Linked DNA regions of Homo sapiens: region 2 is linked to region 1. A link is an interaction called in ENCODE POLR2A ChIA-PET data of the cell type or tissue named here. Cell type or tissue: IMR-90. All regions are shown on one strand. Links, peaks and the distances in the headings refer to the core of each region. The heading gives the core; the rest is flanking DNA.

Region 1 (10,305 bases), core at 6,306-10,305:
GACTTCAAATTATACTAAAGGACTACAGTAACCAAAACAGCATGGTACTCACATAAAAACAGACACATAGACCAATGGAACAGAATAAAGAACCCAGAAACAAGTCCACACACCTACTGTGAACTCGTTTTTGACACAGGTGCCAAGAATATACACTGGAGAAAAGACAGTCTCTTCAATAAACGGTATGGGGGAAACTGAATATCCACATGGATATCTACTTGCAGAAGAATGAAACTGGATCCCTTTCTCTCACCATATACAAAAATCAAAGCAAAATGGATTAAACACTGAAGTCTAACACCTCAAACTACTATGAAACTACTACAAGAAAACATTGGGGAAACTCTCCAAGATATTGGTCTGGGCAAAAAAAAATCCTTGAGTAATACCCCACAAGCATAGGCAAACAAAGCGAAAACAGACAAATGGGATCACATCAAATTAAAAAGCTTCTGCACGGCAAACAATCAACAAAGTAAACAGATAACACAGAGGCTGTGAGAAAATATTTGCTAACTACTCATCTGACAAGGGATTAATAATTAGAATACATAAGAAGCTCAAACAACTCTAAAATTTCTAGACTTCATAAAACTTAAAAATCTAATAATCTGATTTAAAAATTGGCAAAAGATTTAAATAGACATTTCTCAAAAATAGACATATGAATGGCAAACAGGCATAAGAAAAAGTGCTCAACATTACTGATCATCAGAGATATGCAAATCAAAACTACAATGAGATATCATCTCACTCCAGTTAAAATGACTTTTATCTAAAAGTCAGGCAAGCCAGGCATGGTGGCACATGCCTGTAGTCCCACCTACTCGGGTGGCTGAGGTGGGAGGTCACTTCAGCCCACAGGGTCAAGGCTGAAGTGAGCTGAGATCACACCACTGCACTCCAGCCTGGGTGACAGAGTGATACCCTATCTCAAAAAAAGAAAAGTCAGGCTATATCAAATGCTGGCGAGGATATGGAGAAAAGGGAACCCTTATACACTGTTGGTGGGAAGGTAAATTAGTACAGCCATTATGAAAAACAGTTTGGAGTTTTCTCAAAACAATTAAAAACAGAGGTACCTTACGATCCAGGAATCCTTCTGCTGAGTTTTTACCCAAAAGAAAGGAAACTAGCATATTGAAGAGATATATCTGTACTCCCATGTTTGTCCCAGCGCTGTTCACAATAGTCAAGATTTGGAAGCAACCTAAGTGTCCATCAACAGATGAATGAATAAAGAAAATGTGACACTTATATACAATGGAGTACTATTCAGCCATAAAAGAAAATTAAATCCAATCCTGTCATTCGCAATAACATGGATGGAACTGGAATTCATTACATTAAGTCAAATAAGTCAGGCAGAGAAAAGCAAACATCTCACGTTCTCACTTACTGGTAGCATCTAAAAATCAAATCAGTTAAACTCATAGAGAGAAAGAATGAAAGAATGGTTACCAGAGACTGGGAAGGGTAGTGAGAAGGAGATTGAGACGTTAATAGGTACAAAAAAGATAGAAATAATAAATATGACCTAGTATTTCATAGTACAACAGGGTGATTGTCGTCAAAATAATTTAATTGTACATTTTAAAATAACTCAAGATACAATTTAATTGTTTGTAACAGAAAGGACAAGTGCTTCAGGGGATGGATACCCAATTCTACATGTTATGACTATTATGCTTTGCATGCCTATACCAGAATATTTCATGTACCCCATAAATGTATACACCTATTACGTACCCACAAAAATTAAAAATTAAAAAAATTAAAAAGCCTGGATTTTCAATAAAAGTTAAAATACTGTAATAGTACTCTTCTAAAATCAGACTGAAAGCCCAGACATAATATAAAGATTTGCATAAAGCTAAATCCAGTAGAAACCCACTTTGATTTACAAGATTGTAAATATTTTTAGGAACTTTGTAATGCATAAAATTCTCCTTCCCTGCCTCACAGAGATCTAAAGTGACCAAACATACTAAATATGTAATGTGTAATTTCCAGCTGAAACAAACTTAGCCCAGCCCCTCCTGGCTCAGTTAGAAGGTCATTTCCTCGGAAAGAGCTATACCCCCAATGGTAAATAAAGCTCCAATTGCAGTCGTAAATGTGGTAATACACAAGATGTCTTCATAGCAAGACTAATCACCAGATGGGGAGCTTGCCTAATTGGTTGAGGATGTTTTCTGCTCTGGTCATACCTTGGCAAATAGAACAAAGAGAGGCCAAGAGGCCTAATGGCTAGAACATGAGTATGAGTGTGGAGTTCTGTGATCTGCCCTCTGTTCGTTGTGGGTCTCTGGACAATTCCATTAACCTTGCTATATTTTATTTTACTATAAATATAACTAAGACTCTGCATACTTATCTATTTTCCAGAAAATGTTATAGGCAAAATTATCAAGGTTAAAATAAGAAATAATTCCTCTATATTGAAACATTCTTTTCTGAAGCAAATTAGGTTTATTCTTCTTAATTTCTCTTGGTTCAGCATGTAGAGTCAGTTACATGGCAGCATTTTATTAGGGATGAAAATTTTTATGGGGTAAAGAAACACTGACAGTCAAACACTAGGGGCCAGGACTCCTCCATGGCAAAGAGCAGCTTAAGGTCAAATTTATTCACTCAATGTCTTACTTCTTCCTATTGACCCAAAAGTTAGGGACAAAGTGAGCACCCCCCAGCAGAGGTGCAGCCAGGTGAGAAACCAGCCTTCAGGTAAACAAGTAAGTACCATAATATTTAGGAATAGCCAACACCCAAACTAGACAGAAAAAAAAATTGTTCTCAAATTTTTAAAAAATTTAGGATTACAAGCATGAAGAATTAATGCTAATAATTAATTAATGAGGGTCTGCTATTCCCAGTAGTCTGTAGATTCCTTGTGGGTAGATACTACATCTCTTGTTCCCACAGGTTTGTGTGATAAGATACAGCTAACACAGTGTCATAAGATACAGCTCCAACCATGGCAAAGGTCAAGGTGGGTAGAAATCGTGGCCTGAATTGGGCCAGAGACAAACCAAGGTCTTAAGAGAGAACCAGAGAAAAGAGTTATGTGCCAGAAACTGGGAGGTGTCACTAGACACAGGGGTAGCAGAAAATGCTCACCTTGAGACCAGAACAGAGGAAGACTGAGTGGCTATAGCAGAAATTGAAAGCATAGAATGGGCAACAAATGAATAGGAGAAGATGCTGAGATTGGAGGCAAAAGCACATCTGAGTACCTCACCTCTGAAATCAGAAGGAAAATGCCTTGAGTGGGGAAATGAGTTTTTATAGCAGAAGCTGGATTTTCAGTCCAGTGCTTCTTAAAGGGACCTGGCTTACTTTTGCTATCATGCAACTGGAATAATTTGAGGTAAACAAAAAAAATCTAAAAATTAAAGAAAAAGCAGAAACTGAATGGTCTTTCACAGCTGGGCAGGGTATGGCTGGCCAGGACAAAGCAGGACCAGGCAGCAAGAGGTACCAACACTGAGAGAGCCCTTGATCAAAGGATAGCCTGGCAGGCTCCAAGTTGTTACTGGAAGATCCTGGTACCACGGTCTCACAGGCATTGGCCTCTCCTGAACCTTTGTTTGTTCTGCCTAACAGTGGTAAATCCGTTTTCGAAGTAGCAATAATTGTGTAGTAAACTTATAAGCTATTGTTAGAAATTAGAAAAAATCATTTTTAAAAAACTAGAGAAAATAGTGTTTTATCTCAAAAATGTATAAACATACAGACATATTTAATTTTAGTTAAACTTTCATTTCCTAAGTTTGGAAAAATCACCTAGATTCCTCTAATTGTTCCTGCAGTCAAAAAGTAAATCTACATGTCCCATGCTATATTGAATGAGAAGGGTCTGTTTACTGTGTTCTTGTCTAAATCTCTTGGCCTTTTCCTGTCCAAATAAGTTGGTACTATTAATAATTCAGTCCCCAAAATCAGATAAAATATAAAATTAATTCCCTTTTCCATGAATTTAGATGATATAATTAGGCCATGCTTTTGGCTTATCACTATTTCCATGACTAAAATCACTTGAGAACTGCTTGTTTCCCATCAACATTTGGTCGTAAGAGTGATGGTGGGTGTCTTCTACAGGAGACAGTAGGTCAATGGCCAAAGGCCAATGGAGACAAACAGATGTTGCGGTTAACCAAATTGAGAAGGAATACATAAATTTTATTCCAAAAGCCTCTTGCCAGAAGTGCTATAAAGAGCAAATCCATGCTTGATCCTCTACCTCCCGTTTGATGGAAAATATTCAGATGTATTTGTCTGAATTCTTCAAAGAACCCTGGCAACTTGGTCTTTCCAATAAATATAGGCCAAAAGGGGTATTAATCCCTTTTATAACCCACCAACTTCAGTATGCACATTCTTAGAAAACGTGTGTGAAAAATTGAAGCAAGTTATACATGTAAACAAAATTTTACCTTCTGCTCAAATATGGGGACATTAACAAAAAGGAAAAAAGTACATGTTGCTGAGCAAGTTCATTTCAGAAAATGTCACATATGCGCTTTTCTCAGAAATCTTCCTGGAAACCTTTTCTGGGACTAGATCAAGGGACATACATTATTGTGCATTATAGGAAAAATGGGAAAGGAGCAATTTAGTGAGTATTTGAAACTGTGCCTGAAAATTATTTAAAAAGTGTATTTCTGTATACATTTCTGAGCCAAAAATTGTCTTATAAGTAGGAAATATGGTCACTTTATTTTAAATACTATGAAACCAGAGTGTGTACATTTGCCATAAACATTGAAGTAGTCTCCAGTGTGAGAACAAAGGAGAGAGGAGAAGTTTAAGCCTGGAATATTGGCACCACTAAGCCAAAGATACCCACGAGAGAGTATTGCCTACTTCCCAAAAAGCACATTAGGGCCAGGGGTATGTGAGTAAAATGAAGTAGGAATAGATGGCAATAACCAGACAAGCCAGACCTTCTGACCACTGTTCAGAAGGCAGATTTCCTAGATACAAATAATCCCGCAGACCATAAAGTTACAGTCATTGCTATATATATATATATATATATATATATATATATATATATATATACACACATACATATATATGTGTGTGTGTGTGTGTGTATGTGTGTGTGTCAGGCAAAAGGTAACTCGTTCCCCATGACCCACGCCCTTGTAAAATCTCCTCTCCTTGAATGTGAGCAGAACTTGTAAATATGATGAGATATCACTCCAAAACTATATTACAGGGCAAAAACTGTATTATCGAGGTGGGCCTAACCTGATCACATGATCCCTTTAAAAACCAAGAGTTTTCTCTGGCTGGTTTCAGGAGAGGAAGTCAGAGATTTGACAGCTAGCAGACAATGGGGAGCTCAGTCAATAAGCTTTCAAGGAAATGAATTCTGCCTACAAACAATGAACTTGGAAGAGAATCCCAAATCCCAAATAAGAAGCCCAGCCCTGGACAACACTTTGATTTCAGTCTAAAGAAACCCTGAGAAGAGAATACAGTGACATTGTACCTAGACTTCTGGCCTACACAACTGTAAGATAATAAATACATGTTGTTTTAAGCTGTACAGTCTGTGGTAATTTGTGGCACAGTAAGAGAAAACTAATACAAGCTGGGCGTGGTGGCTCATACCTGTAATCCCAGCACTCTAGGAGACCCAGAAAGGCGGACCACTTGAGCCCAAGTTTTGAGACCAGCCTGGGCAACATGTGAAACGCTGTCTCTACAAAAAATATTAAAAAAAAATCACCCAAGCATGATGGTGTGCACCTATAGTACCAGCTAATTAGGAGACTGAGCTGGGAGGATTGCTTGAGCCCAGGAGGTCAAAGCTACAGAGAGCTGTGATCATGCCACTGCACTGCAGCCTGAGCAACTGAGCAAGACCCTGTCTCCAAAAAAAAGAAAGAAAAGAAAACTAATACAAATTCAAGAATACAAATACAAAGAAGAAACTAACACAAAAAGAACCTAATACAAATACAACACTGTACTTGCTGAGTCAAATATGACTAATCTAAGAATCTGCTAACATAGTGACTATAGACCTTCTAAGAATCTTCTAGCTCTACAATTCTATAATTTTAATAAACTTATATAAAATTTATTAAACAGGGGAAAGGATCTCCTGTTTAGTAAATGGTGCTGAGAAAACTGGCTAGCCATATGCAGAAAACTGAAACTGGACCCCTTCCTTACACCTTACACAAAAATCAACTCAAGATGGATTAAAGGCTTAAATGTCAAACCCCAAACCATAAAAACTCTAGAAGAAAACCTAGGCCATACCATTCAGGACATAGGCATGGGCAAAGACTTCATGACAAAAACACCAAAAGCAATTGCAACAAAAGCCAAAATTGACAAATGGAATCTAATTAAACTAAAGAGCTTCTGCACAGCAAAAGAAACTATCATCAGAACAAACAGGCAACCTACAGAATGGGAGAAATTTTTGCAATCTACCCATCTCACAAAAGTCTAATATCCAGAATTTACAAGGAACTTAAACAAATTTACAAGAAAAAAAACAACCCCAGCAAAAAGTGGGTAAAGGATATCAACAGACACTTCTCAAAAGAAGACATTTATGTCTCCAACAAACATATGAAAAAAAGCTCAACATCACTGATCATCAGAGAAATGCAAATCAAAACCACAATGAGACACCATCTCACGCCTGTCAGAATGGTGATTATTAAGTGAGGAAACAATAGATGCTGGCGAGACTGTGGAGAAATAGGAATGCTTTTACTCTGTTGGTGGGAATGTAAATGAGTTCAACCATTGGGGAAGACAGTATGGAGACTCCTCAAGGTCTAGAACCAGAAATACCATTTGACCCAGCAATCCCATTACTGGGTATATACTCAAAGGAAGATATATATCATTCTACTATAAAGACACATGCAAACGTATGTTTATTGCAGCACTATTTACAATAGCAAAGACATGGAACCAACCCAAATGCCCATCAATGATAGACAGGATAAAGAAAATGTGGTACATATACACCATGGAATACTATGCAGTCATAAAAAGGAATGAGATCATGTCCTTTGCAGGGAGATGGATGAAGCTGGAAGCCATCATCCTCAGCAAACTAACAGAGGAACAGAAAACCAAATACCCCATGTTCTTACTCATAAGTGGGAGTTGAACAATGAGAAAACATGGACATAGGGAGGGGAACAACACACACCAAGGCCCTTTAGGGGGTGGGAGGTGACAGGAGGAGAGGAGGGAACTTAGAGGATGGGTCAATAGGTGCAGCAAACCACCATGGCACACGTATACCTATGTAACAAGCCTGCACGCTCTGCATTTGTATCTAGTTTTTTTAGAATTATTTTAAAAAAGAGAGAGAAAACAAGCTTAAATAAATAAGATAAAAATACAAACTTAAAAAATTGTTTAAAATAAAATATAAAAAAAGATATTTTAGATTTTTTCAGTAAACAAAGTTTCTTTGTATTATTACACTGTAGGAGCTTTGTATAAATTTTAGCAAATTTACAGTATTTTATGGGAAATATTTTGACTTTGGTCATCAAAACCTGTGTGAAAATTGTAGGTTATTCAAATCACATGCTCATTTAATGTTACCTTAGAGTGTTTTCCAACATGAGGATTTGATCCAATGTCCATAATTTCAAAGGATGTAAATCTGGTAACCATAAAATGGTAAGCCAGCACAGCCAAGTATAGAAACCATGTGCAGTGAAGCAAGTATGTTTCCATTTGGTCTCTGTATTCTTTACTCTGGAGAAACCCTATTCCTCCCAAACAAATCTTGTTTTACTTACATCTGTTTTAAATAGCTAGTATGTAGAGCAAACTACCACATATGGTAACAGAGATCATATCATCTAAGAGGCATTTGATAATGATATTAAAGTATTTTTAATTGAAACAAATTAGTCACAAACCCCAATTTAAACAACACCTCTTCTGGGTGAAAAGTATCTCAAATATTTAAAAGAAGTTCTTTATACAAAACTCTTCTAAGAAGAAAGAAAAAGAAAAGACGTATTCTATCTTTTCCCTGATGAATGGCACTTGTTTTATAAACCTAAACAGCAACGTATTTTAGTTTTAGTTTGCATTGCAAGAATGATCATAAATGGCAATTCTAAAAGCCTAGTTTGTAAAAATTGTAGTTAGAAAACATCACATACTTCTAAAAAGTGATATATCATTCTTTAGTAATGAATAAGGCAATCTTTTTTGTGGCGGGGAGGGGGGAATTAAACCTTATTTATTTTTAAAACCAAATTACTAAGAAAATATATCACAGCCTGAAAACAGCAAATGGACAGGCTGTATTATCATTTCAAGTAATAAGTTGGTGAAAATACAATGAGGTTGGTATCAAAATAATAAGGTGCCTTGCCAGTTTTGAAACACTGCAAGTTTCAAAAGCCCCGGGCAAAAATGGTATTTGATAATGGGGACTGGCTGCCTCTCCTTTGCTCTAAGGGAGTCAGCTCATCCTAGCCCGAGTTGTTTACTTTTTTTCCCTTGAATTTCCTGTTGCCAGGGGTTTATCTCAATTGGGCTCTGTTAATTCAGGGAGCTAAGGAAACAACGCTAGGTTTAGGCTTTCATTCCATTCTGTTTTATAAAAACCAGGTTTTTCCAAATCCAGTACTTCATAACTCCCTTATAAGCAAGTAGCCAATTGCTCCTCTTTTACTATTCATTCCTAGATACTAATATATATCACAGTCAAAACCCCCTTCTCTTCAAGGGGAAAGTGTTACTGCAAGATTCGTCCTGTCATTTTGCTACACACAACCTCAGGGCCCATCAGCCAGTAAGAGGGAAGCTCTGCTTCCCACAATTAGTGTGTCGTCACCTCTTATGTTTTTGCACGGTCTCCAGGTTGAAAGACACAGCATGTAATAATATTAAGAAATGTATATTTACATATCGATGACCAGAAATGGGGATCCAAAAGGATCTTCAAAGTTCTTATCCAAACTACTCTCCCTCCCAATTCCACATCTTAAAATCAATTTGTATACCATTGTATAAATTACACAAAATCAAGAAAACTAAGACCCAGAAATTTGTTTTTCCCTTCTAAGTGATTGACCTCTTGGATTTTGTTTCACAGCTTACAGAAAATGGTGTGATGACCCTTCTGGTAAACAGGATGTTGGCAACAAAGAGAAAATATCTCTCCTCAAACTCCATCAGGTCTAACCTTCCAGCCTATTGGTACCTGTGTAGTAAGAAGAGTCTGGTACCTTGGAGGGCTCTGACTTATTACAGGCAACATCCTTACGGCCAGGACAAGCACTAGCCACAGGAACATAAGCTCTAAAACTTCCTGTAATATCTCCGATGCAATTTAGCACCACTTTTTCCTATTTCACTTTTTAGGACTGAAACATGAAAGAACCAGTGTCCGGAGGCAAGTGACATATGCCTTACACTTGTTGCCATCCTTAATTTCTTCATTCATAAACTTTGCTTAAAATACTGAAATTCCCAATTCCTTATTAAAAAATATATTCTTGCCCTCAGTCCCGATGGCCACTGGCAAGGACTTCTATTTCCCAATGGGTAAGAGAGCCTCCTTCTTCTTGGTCATGGTTGGGATGAGGTGCATGTGGTCATCCACACACTTGGTCACACGACAGTCCAGCTACCGCTTCCCCTGAAGCTCCTTACTCCCAGCATCTATTGAATCTTTGGCTTTGTCGTTGCAATGTTTGGTGCACCAGGCCTGGCGGTCATGGAACTTCTCCAACTTACTGGTGACCAAGGCCTGGACTTGAGCCAGAGGTGCATGGCAGCGCTCGATGCACTGGTGCACTTACTGCATGGATGCCTAGCTGTCCTCACAACAGCTGGTGCTGCACGGGAACATAAGACTCTGCATCTTCTGGATGTTCTCTCTCTAGACTCTTCACCATGGAGTCCACCGTCTCCTGCACCCGCAGCTGCTGCAACTCCGCCATGACGACCCTGCCCTGCCCCACGCCGCACCTGGTGCTCACCAATAAGGCAATCTTAACTAGCTAAATTTAAATAGGATGTCTATGGCAGATTACAAATATAAAAATGCTTAATGTCAGGTATATTAAAAATTTGTGAAAATCATTGCCAATGATAGGGCAAGGCAAGTGTATCCAAACAAATGAGTTAATGTATGTAAAACATTTAGAACAATACTGAACTGTTGTATATATTATTATTATTATTTTCACTCAATATTTTCCCTGTGGACATCCTTTGACTTCAGTCCTTTAGTTATGTACAAAAGTGGTTCGCACCAGGCGCAGTGGCTCATGCCTGCAATCC
Region 2 (10,322 bases), core at 685-4,684, 300 kb after region 1:
CCCATTTCACAACCAACTTATTGGAGCTGACTGTATTCTTTTTCACTTACTGATGTGCCAGAATAACACAGCTTTTTGAAAATAGATCCATATGGGTCAATATATTTCATGAACATAGATGCAAAAAATTCTCAACAAAACACTAGCAAACCAAATTCAACAGCACATTAAAAGGATTATTCACCGTGATGAAGTGGGATTTACCTTTGAGGTGCATGGATGGTTCAACATAGACAAAACAATAAATTTGATACACCACATTAATAGAATGAGGGGCAAAAACCATATGATCATCAATAGATACAGAAAAGCTATTTAACAAAATGTGGCATCTTTGCATGATAAAAACTCAACAACTTAGGTGCAGAAGGAATGTACCTCAAATTAATAAAGGCCATATATGACAAACCCCCAGCTAGCATCATATTCAACAATGAAAAGTTGAAATCTCTTCACCTAAGATCAGGAACAAGACAAGGATACACACTCTCATCACTCCTATTTAACATAGTACTAGAAGTCCCAGGCAGAGCAATTAGGCAAAAAAGAAATAAAAGTCATCCAAATTATTTTTTTAAATGCAAATTGTCCCTGTTTGCAGATGAGATGATCTTATGTATATAGAAAACCTTAATAAATTCACCAAAAAAACTGTTAGAACTAATAAATGTATTCAGTAAAGTTTCAGAGTCAACATATAAAGTTCAGCAGCAGTTCTATTCACTAATGATGAACTATCTGAAAAAGAAATTAAAAAGCCAAACCCATTCACAACAGCTACCCCGAAAATGAAACATGTAAGAATACATTTAACCAAGGAGGTAAAAGACTTGTACACTGAAGACTATAAAATATTGATGAAAGAAATTGAAGAAGATGCAAATAAGTGAAAAGGTATGTTCATGTACTGGAAGAATATTGTTAAAATGTCCGTATTACCCAAAGCTATCTATATATTCATCACAATCCCTGTCAAAACTCCAATAACATGTTTTCACAGACATAGAAGAAACAATCCTACAATTTGTTTGGAGCAACAAAAAGTCCTGAATAATCACAGCAATCTTGAGCAAAAAGAACAAAGCTGGAGGCATTATACTACCTGGCTTCAAAATATCCTACAAAACAGCATGGTACTGGCATAAAAGCACATAAACCAGTGGATCAGAATAGAGAGCTCAGAAATAAACCTATCCATTTACAGTCAGTTGATTTTCAACAGAAGTGCCAAGAACACACACGTAGAAAGGACAGTGTATTCAATAAATGGCATTGAGACAACTGGATATTTACATGCAGAAAAAATAGGCCCTTTTCTCATACTATATAGAAAAATCAACCCAAAATAAATTAGACTTAAGTGTAAGACCTAAAATTGTAGAACTACTAGAAGAAAACATAGATAAAAAGTGCCATGACATTGGTCTGAACTATGATTTTTTGGATATGACCCCAAAAGCACAGGCAACAAAGGCAAAAATAGACAAATGGAATTACATCAAACTAAAAAGCTACTGCAAATCAAGGAAAACAATCAGCAGAGTAAATCAACACACTATAGAATGGGAAAAAATACTTGCAAACCATATATCTGATAAGAGGTTAATATCCAAAATATATAAGAAACTCAAACAACTCAATAGCAAGAAAAAAAACAATTTAAAAATAGGCAAAGGATCTGAATAGACAGTTCTCAAAAGAAGATATACAAATGACTAACAGGTGTATGAAAAAATACTGAACATCACAAATCATCAGGAAATTTATAGTTAAAACTATGTGATATCACTTCACACCTGTTAGAATGGCTATTATCAAAAAGATCAATGATAACAAGTGTTGGGGAGGGTGTGGACAAAAGAGAATCCTCGTATGTGGTTGGTGGGAATGTAAATTAGCACAGCCATTATAGAAAACAGTATGGAGGTCCCTCAAAAAATTAAATTTTTTAATTTTTTAATTTTTTTTTAAAACTTAACCTTAAATGTAAATGGAACTATCATATGATCCAGTAATTCCACTACATATCCAAAGGAAATGAAACCAGTAAGTTGAAAAGATATCTGCACTCCCATGCTCAATGCAGCGTTATTCACAATAGCCAAGATATGACATCATGCCTAAGTGTCTATCAGTGGGTAAATGGATAAAGAAAATATGGTGTATGTATGTAATGGAATACTATTTCACCTTTAAAAAAAAAAGGAAATCCTGTCCTTTGTGACAACATGGATGAAACTGGAGGATATCATGTTAAGTGAAATAAGCCAGGCACAGAGAGACAATTCCACATGACATCACTTATAAATGGAATCTTTAAAAGTTGAATCCACAGAAGCAGTGGGTAGAATGGTGGTTACCAGGGTAGGGAGAGGGAGCTGGGTGAGAAGGTGTTGGTCAAAGGATAGAAAATTTCAGTTAGATAAGAGGAATAAGTTCAAGAGATCTATTGAACAACATGACGACTACAGTTAATAACAATGTATTGTATTCTCGAAAATCACTGAGAGATTTTAAGTGTTCTAGTCACAAAAAAAGATAAATATGTGAAGTGATGCACATGTTAACTAGCTTGATTTAGCCATTCCACAAGTATACATATTTCAAAACATTATGTTGTATACAATAAATATATACTATTTGTACTTGTCAATTTTAAAAATTAATTTTTAAAAGAAAATCAGGTCCTAGCTCTGCATTTGGTCTATACTAGCGAAATCTAGAAACAAAAATTATATACATAAATAGCAGATAAATTTGGATCTGATGCCCACAAAACACTCTGAGAGCAAAACGACAGAATCCTAGAATGAGATGGATGGCATGCAGTCAGCCTGAGAAGCCCCAGGAAGCCGTTACTGAGTGTCAGACATGACATGTTGCCAGCCACACCCTTAGAACATGTCTGGAGCTCAAAGGGCAACATGTGAAAAACAGTCATCCAGATGCATTTTTCATATATAGCTGTCATAAAGATTGGTTCTTAGAACAAGCTAACATTTTTCTAATTCCCAAATGTAATGCCAAGACTTGGGGGGGAAAAAGTAGATGGCAGCAACATATGTTGGAATGGACCTAGTATATTCAGATCAATAATGTAGGATGCCAGATGACTCCTCACACAAATTCTAACATAAGTGGTCAGATGAAGGAAAACTTGGTTTCCAGATGAGGCACCAGTTTTAAAAGCCAAAATGACTCTATATCCCAGACAGGATATGGCAGGATGCTATAGGCAGAGGGTGGAAAAACTGTCTGTTTCCCCTTCTCCTGCCAAGTCAAACTGGCTATGTCAGGACACCCACTGCACATTTTTGATAGCTCCCTACTGCCTCTGAGGAGTTTCTATCATGCATCAGCTGCTTGACCACAGCAAGATTTAAGCTAAATGCTATGTGAAATATAAATCAGCAAATGCCAATTAAAAGTTCTTGGCAAAGTGAAATAATGCTAATTCTATTCCCTGGGCTTATTATAGCCCAAGCGCTCTGCAATAATTATGGGAAAACAGCATGTTAGGAACATTGACAACTTGAAGGTAAATGTTAGGTTAAAGCTGCTACACAGGAATTGTTGTTGTTTGTTGTTGCTGTTTTATAGGGATATCTTCCCCTTTAGAAACCTAGATGCCTCATTCACAGAAAAAAAAAAAAAGCAACACCAAATGGATATTTCATAGCTCTACATTGCTGAAATCCTGAAACAGAAGTTTTCATGAATTATTTTCATCTCTACTCTCTGGAACACAGGGCAGCTGTAAGGCAGGCACAGCCACAAATAAAAGTCACATAAATGAAAGACAAATACGGATAGAATTAGTACTCACAACTTGCAACATATGTGGAGTAAGGTCTTTCTCTAACCCTGTGGCCACAGCCTATTCTACATTCCAGTCTAAGAAGTACCCTGACCCTGCCCACATATAGTTTCTGCTCTGATTTATGAAGAGGGTTTTTCGTTTGTTGTTTTTCTTTTTCTTTTTCCTAGCTGCAACTACAACGAGGATTGGGGAATTTAATTTATTCACTGGTTCAGAGATGGCAATCTTTCTCCTTCCACCTCACTCCATTCCTACTAAATCCTGTTTTTAATGGGCACCAAGAAACTTGCTAGAAGAGGTGAAGTTTCTTTTGTTGCTATTTAATGTTCTTCCTATTATCAAAGCACTTGATAGTTGAGTGCAATCAACTATATATATTTTTCTAGACTGGAGATGATTCTCCTAAAATAGTGATTCTCAAATTTTAGATTTTTTCATACTCACCTGACAGGCTTGCTAAGACATAGATATCTGGGTCCCACAACCAGAGTGCTGATCCAGGAGGTCTGTCGTGAAGCTCGAGAATTTACATTTCCAGCAAGTTCCCAGGTGATGGTGATGCTGCTGATCCAGGAACCATACTTTGAGATCTACTATTTTAGAATATCCTACCAAGCTCTGAAGGTCATACAAAACAACTCAAAGGAGTTTAAGTCAAGAGAGTGGGTCATGTGTGATTATTAGTTTCAATCTTATTTTATGCAAGTAATGATTATGGCCTAAGAACTATTATATTTTTTAAATGCAATAATAAACTTGGACTGGGTTCTCTCCTGTATATTGTAATGCATAGAGCATAGCATATATATGTATGCTAGGGACTCATAATGTGAGCTGGCACATCAGATTTCAGAAAAGCACACAACAGAAACCTTGACCGAGGTTAGGACAATCCAGTGGTGCCTCAGGGTATCCTTTGCTAGGAATCTGCAACTATACTGTGGGTTTTACTTTACAACAGAAACCATGCTAAGAGGAAGACACTCAGAGAGGAACGTTGAATAAGGAAAAGACTTAAGGAAGTTGGTATTTGCCTTTAACTGGATAAGATTTCTAAACTGAATGTTTTCCAGATGTGAGGAAACAAGATAAAACCCAGGGGCTTCAACATGAACAGAGAAGGAATTTTGACAGCCTATTTGAGACTAGAATATAGACATTATCTTACAATAAGGGAATAAGGGAATGTGAAGCACAATCCAGCTTATGTAATTACATTTACTTGGATACTTAGAACTAAAAATTGTATTTTGAGGACTTTCTTATTTTTATGAGGTTTGGAACTTTCGTAGTTATTGTTATTTCCTCCCTCCTGGTTTTCCCTTTCTTTGGGTTGTCATTGCTCTTTGTATTCTCTATTAGAAAATGATTCTAGCCTTTTTTGTCTAAGTATAATAGAAGTTAAGGTTTTTTTTTTTCTTATTTAGGGCAAAGACAAAAAAACCACAATTCTGAGAGTCAAGAAGCACAGTGGAAATTAAAATGATAGATGCCACAAGGCAAGAAAAATACACAGAAAGAATGTTGTAAAACACCTGAATCTCACACTTGGGCATTTCTCACCAAAGAATTTTATACAATCCTTGGAGGGTTTTTATATTTTTATATAAGCAACTCACTTGCTTAGACCATAATGGGTGCTGTCAGTTTTTTTGCTCAAGATCAGAGTTTTCTGAGTGATTCCAGCAGAAAAAGGTGCCTCTTATTGCCTCAAAGTCCTAATAAACAAATATTTACTGATCAAACTCTTTGTATAACAGCTACTTGCCCTAAGTGCTGAATATATTAAAGAAGGAAGCATAGATTCCTCTACCCTCTAAAAACTTAAGTCTAGTGGGGGTACATAGACAAGTAAAAGAATACAAGCATATGGAACATCAGGTGAAGCTTTATAAAAGTAGTTCAATGCAGGCTGACATTTGAAAGGTAAATTGAAAAAATCATAACTAGCCACCAAAAGGGTGTTTTGCAGGTAGAAAGAACAGAGCACATGAAGGCTTAGTGGTGAATGATACCACATGAATAAAGGGAACTAAAAGGAAATTGGTATAACTGAAGTGCAGTGGAGTGAGGTCTCATAAGTAGAGTGACCATATAAATTATTAACCAAACAAGGACACTTTGGAACTACAGTGCAGTTGCTATTTATAAACACACTGGAATAATAATGGCTTAAACTGAGATACATGCTCACTCTAATTGTGGCCCATGTTTTGGAGCTTGGACTCTATTTTTTCTTTTTTTTGGCAATTTTTTTTACTTTAAGTTCTGGGATACATGTGCAGAATGTGCAGGCTTGTTACATAGGTATACGTGTGCAATGATGGTTTGCTGCACCTATCAGTCCATCCCAGAATTTCATACCCAGCCAAACTAAGCTTCATAAGCAAAGGAGAAATAAAATCTTTTCCAGACAAGCAAATGCTGAGGGATTTTGTTACTACCAGGCCTACTTTGCAAGAGCTCCTGAAGGAAGCACTAAATATGGAAAGGAAAAACTGGTACCAGCCACTGCAAAAACATACCAAAATATAAAGATCAATGACACACTATGAAGAAACTGCATCAACTAGTGTGCTAAATAACCCAATAGCATCATTCATAATGACAGGATCAAATTCACACATAATATTAACTTTAAATGCATATCGGCTAAATGCCCCAATTAAAAGACACAGATTGGCAAATTGAATAGAGAGTCAAGACCCATCAGTGTGCTGTATTCAGGAGACCCATCTCATGCGCAAAGACACACATAGGCTCAAACTAAAGGGATGGAAGAAAATTTACCGAGGAAATGGAAAGCAAAAAACAAAAACAAAAACAAAAACAAAGGTTGTAATCCTAGTCTCTGAAAAGACAGTCTTTAAACCAAGAAAAATCAAAGACAAAGAGCATTACATAATGATAAAGGGATCAATGCAACAAGAAGAGCTAACTATCCTAAATATATATGCACCCAATACAGGAGTATTCAGATTCATAAAACAAGTTATTAGAGACCTACGAAGAAAGTTAGACTCCCACACAATAATAATGAGAGACTTTAACACCCCACTCTCAGTATTAGATCAACAAGACAGAAAGTTAACAAGGATATTCAGGACATGAACTCAGCTCTGGATCAAGTGGACCTAATAGACATCTACAGAACTTTCCACTCCAAATCAACAGAATATACATTCTTCTCAGTGCCACATGGCATTTATTCTAAAATTGACCACATAATTGGAAGTAAAACACTCTTCAGAAAATGCAAAAGAACTGCAATCATAACAAACAGTCTCTCAGACCACAGTGTAATCAAATTAGAACTCAGGATTAAAAAATTCACTCAAAACTATACAACTACATGGAAATTGAACAACCTGCTCCTGAATGACTCCTGGGTAAATAATGAAATAAGGCAGAAACCAAGAAGTTCTTTGAAACCAATGAGAACAAAGAGACAATATACCAAAATCTCTGGGACACAGCTAAAGCAGTATGAAGAGGGAAATTTACAGCACTAAATATCCACATCAGAAAGCTAGAAAGATCTGAAATCGACACCCTAACATCACAATTAAAAGAACTAGAGAAGCAAGAGCAAACAAATTCAAAAGCTAGCAGAAGAAATAACTAAGATCAGAGCAGAACTGAAGGAGATAGAGACACGAAAAAACCTTCAAAAATCTTTTTTTTTTTTTTTTTTTTGAGACGACGTCTCACTGCAACACCCAGGTTGGAGTGCAATGGCACGATCTCGGCTCACTGCAACCTCCACTTCCCAGGTTCAAGTGATTCTCCGGCCTCAGCCTCCCGAGTAGCTGCGATTACAGGGGTGCTCCACCATGCAGGCTAATTTTTGCATTTTTAGTAGGACAGGGTTTCACCAGGTTGACCAGGCTGGTCTCGAACTCCTGACCTCCAGTGATCTGCCCACCTCAACCTCCCAATGTACTGGGATTACAGGCATGAGCCACCGCACCCAGCCCAAAAAAATCTATTTTAAAGATAAAGGTTAATTCATAGAATTATAAACAAGGACATGGCATATTCACATTTGTATGCTGCTATGATAATTCTGGCATCTGAATAGAGAATAAGTTGGAGGCACCATCCTGGAAGAAGAGAGCAGTTAGACAACTGTTCAGCAAAAGATGATGATTACTAGGGAAGTGCCTGAAGAAATGGAGAGGAGTGAATGAATTCAAGCAAGTATCAGAGGCTCAGTTTGAGTCTACATGGGACTTATAGAAATTGGTAATTAGGCTGGGAAGAGAGTTATCAGGAAGGTTCTTTCCACTTGTTTTGCGTTCAAAATCTGGCAGGCCATTTATAGTCATGCCTTTAATTAAGGAACTTTGATACAAGTTGTGTTTTAAATAAGTGAGAATCAGTCATGTTATATGTTGAAAATAGAAATCATGTATTAGTAACTCCTGAACACTTCCAGAAGTTTAATTGATACCAAAATAAAAATAATACATATATAGACTGGTATAACTAGATGTCCCAATTTTCTAATATCAGTTTTTATTTCATTTAAATTCACCCTAGTCACTCTTGGTTAAAAATCAATTACTCATTCAGGTTAGAGAAAGATTTCTTTGATACAATAACAAAATCATGATTCATATAAGAAAAATTTTATGTTAAACTTTATCAAAATTAAGAACTCTGCTTTCAAAAGACATTATGCTTTCAAAAGAAATGACAAGAAGAGCCACAAACTAGGAGAAATATTTTCATATCGTATATCTGATTAAATGCTTGTGTTGTAAATATATATATTTTTTAATTCTCAAAACTCACTAACAAGAAAACTAACAATCCAATAAAAGATGGGCAATTTGAACAGACATTTCACCAAAGATAATATATGCATTACAAATAGGCACACCAAAAGATGTTCACATCATTAGTTGTTAGGGAAATGCACATTTAAACTACAAATAAAATCACTACACATTTATTACAATGCCTAAAACTTTTGAAAAGATTGACTGGTCCAAGTGTTGACAAGGATATAGAGCAACTAGAACTCTCATACACTTCTGATAAGAGTGCAAACTGGTACAATACCTTGGAAAACTATAACTTTGATCATTTCTTAAAAGTTACACATAAATCTCCAGTACAATCTAGTCAGTCCACTCCTAGGTATTTACCCCAAAGAAATGAAAGCATCTTTCCATGAAAAGGCAGATGCAAAAATGTCCGTAGAGACTTTATTTGTAATAACTGAAAACTGGAAAAAAACACAAATGGTGATAAACAGATGGGTAAACAAATTACGAAATGTCCATACAACAAAATACCACTCAGAAACAATCAGAAGAATCTTTTTGACTCTCCAAGAAGCCAGGCCAAAATAGAAGAGTAAAAGATAACACACTATATGATTCTATTCATATACAATCCTGGAAAACATAAAATAATCTATTGCAACAGAAAGCAGATCAGTGTTGCCTGCAGGTAGGGAGAGAAGAAGAGGGATTACTTTTGAGAGTGATGGATATGTTCATTATCTTGATTGTGATGTTAGTTTCACAGGTATATACATATGTCAAACATTATCGAAATCGAAATGTATAATCTAAATGTGCAGTTTTTGGATGTCAATTCTACTTCAATAAAGCCATTAAAAATAAAAGAAGGAAGAAAAAACCAGTTATCCACAGTGCACAATGTTGAGAATTTCTGATGAGCTGGCAAGAAAAATCAGGTAGTAGGCGGGGCGTGGTGGCTCACGCCTGTAATCGCAGCACTTTGGGAGGCTGAGGAGGGCAGATCACGAGGTCAAGAGATGGAGACCATCCTGGCCAACATGGTGAAACCCGTCTTTACTAAAAATACACAAAATTAGCTGGGCATGGTGGTGCAAGCCTGTAGTCCTAGCTACTCGGGAGGCTGAGGCAGGAAAATTGTTTGAACCTGAGAGGCAGAGGTTGCAGTAAGCCGAGATTGCACCACTGCACTCCAGTCTGGCAACAGAGCGAGACTCCATCTCAAAAAAAAAAAGAAAAAGAAAAATCAGGTAGTTTTTTCTGAGATCATCACCTACCTTGGCACTGGTAATCGAAATTTATTTACTCTCAAATATGAGCAGGAAGTACAAGAATAAGCCAGGCCAAAAGTGGGCTACTAAGTAAGGTGATCATACATACGCTGTCTTCCACAATGGTTGAACTAATTTACACTCCCACCAACAGTGTAATAGTGTTCCTATTTTTCCACATCCTCTCCAGCATCTGTTGTTTCCTGACTTTTTAATGATCGCCATTCTAACTGGCATGAGATGGTATCTCATTGTGGTCTTGATTTGCATTCCTCTAATGACCAGTGATGATTAGCTTTTTTTCATATGTTCATTGGCCGCATAAATGTTTGTTATTACCCACTTTCTGAAGCCTACTTCTCTCAATTCGTCAAACTCATTCTCTGTCCAGTTTTGTTCCTTTGCTAGCGAGGAGTTGTGATCCTTTGGAAGAGAAGAGGCATTCTGGTTTTTTATATT

Evidence for each region. ChIA-PET counts read pairs that join two places held together with the same protein. Peaks named below come from ENCODE experiments on the same cell type or tissue, not always from the same donor. Only the 100,000 strongest peaks of a DNase experiment are listed, where the experiment ranks them.
Region 2: POLR2A ChIA-PET joins it to region 1 with 8 read pairs; 2 of 35 experiments call an interaction of 5 or more read pairs at or near these places.

The regions. Positions count from the first base shown.
Region 1 is chr6:74,281,923-74,292,227 of GRCh38, reverse strand. The region is part of intron 1 of LOC101928516 (a long non-coding RNA gene); the gene reads right to left. It also overlaps the pseudogene FAM136FP. Among named protein-coding and RNA genes, the nearest start is that of CD109, 590 kb to the right of the region's middle. In IMR-90, for the core only: no CTCF peak of the experiment used is centred there; a DNase peak (open chromatin) is centred at 7,807; H3K27ac peaks cover 1,684 bases.
Region 2 is chr6:73,973,168-73,983,489 of GRCh38, reverse strand. No RefSeq gene overlaps it. Among named protein-coding and RNA genes, the nearest start is that of CD109, 280 kb to the right of the region's middle. In IMR-90, for the core only: no CTCF peak of the experiment used is centred there; no DNase peak of the experiment used is centred there.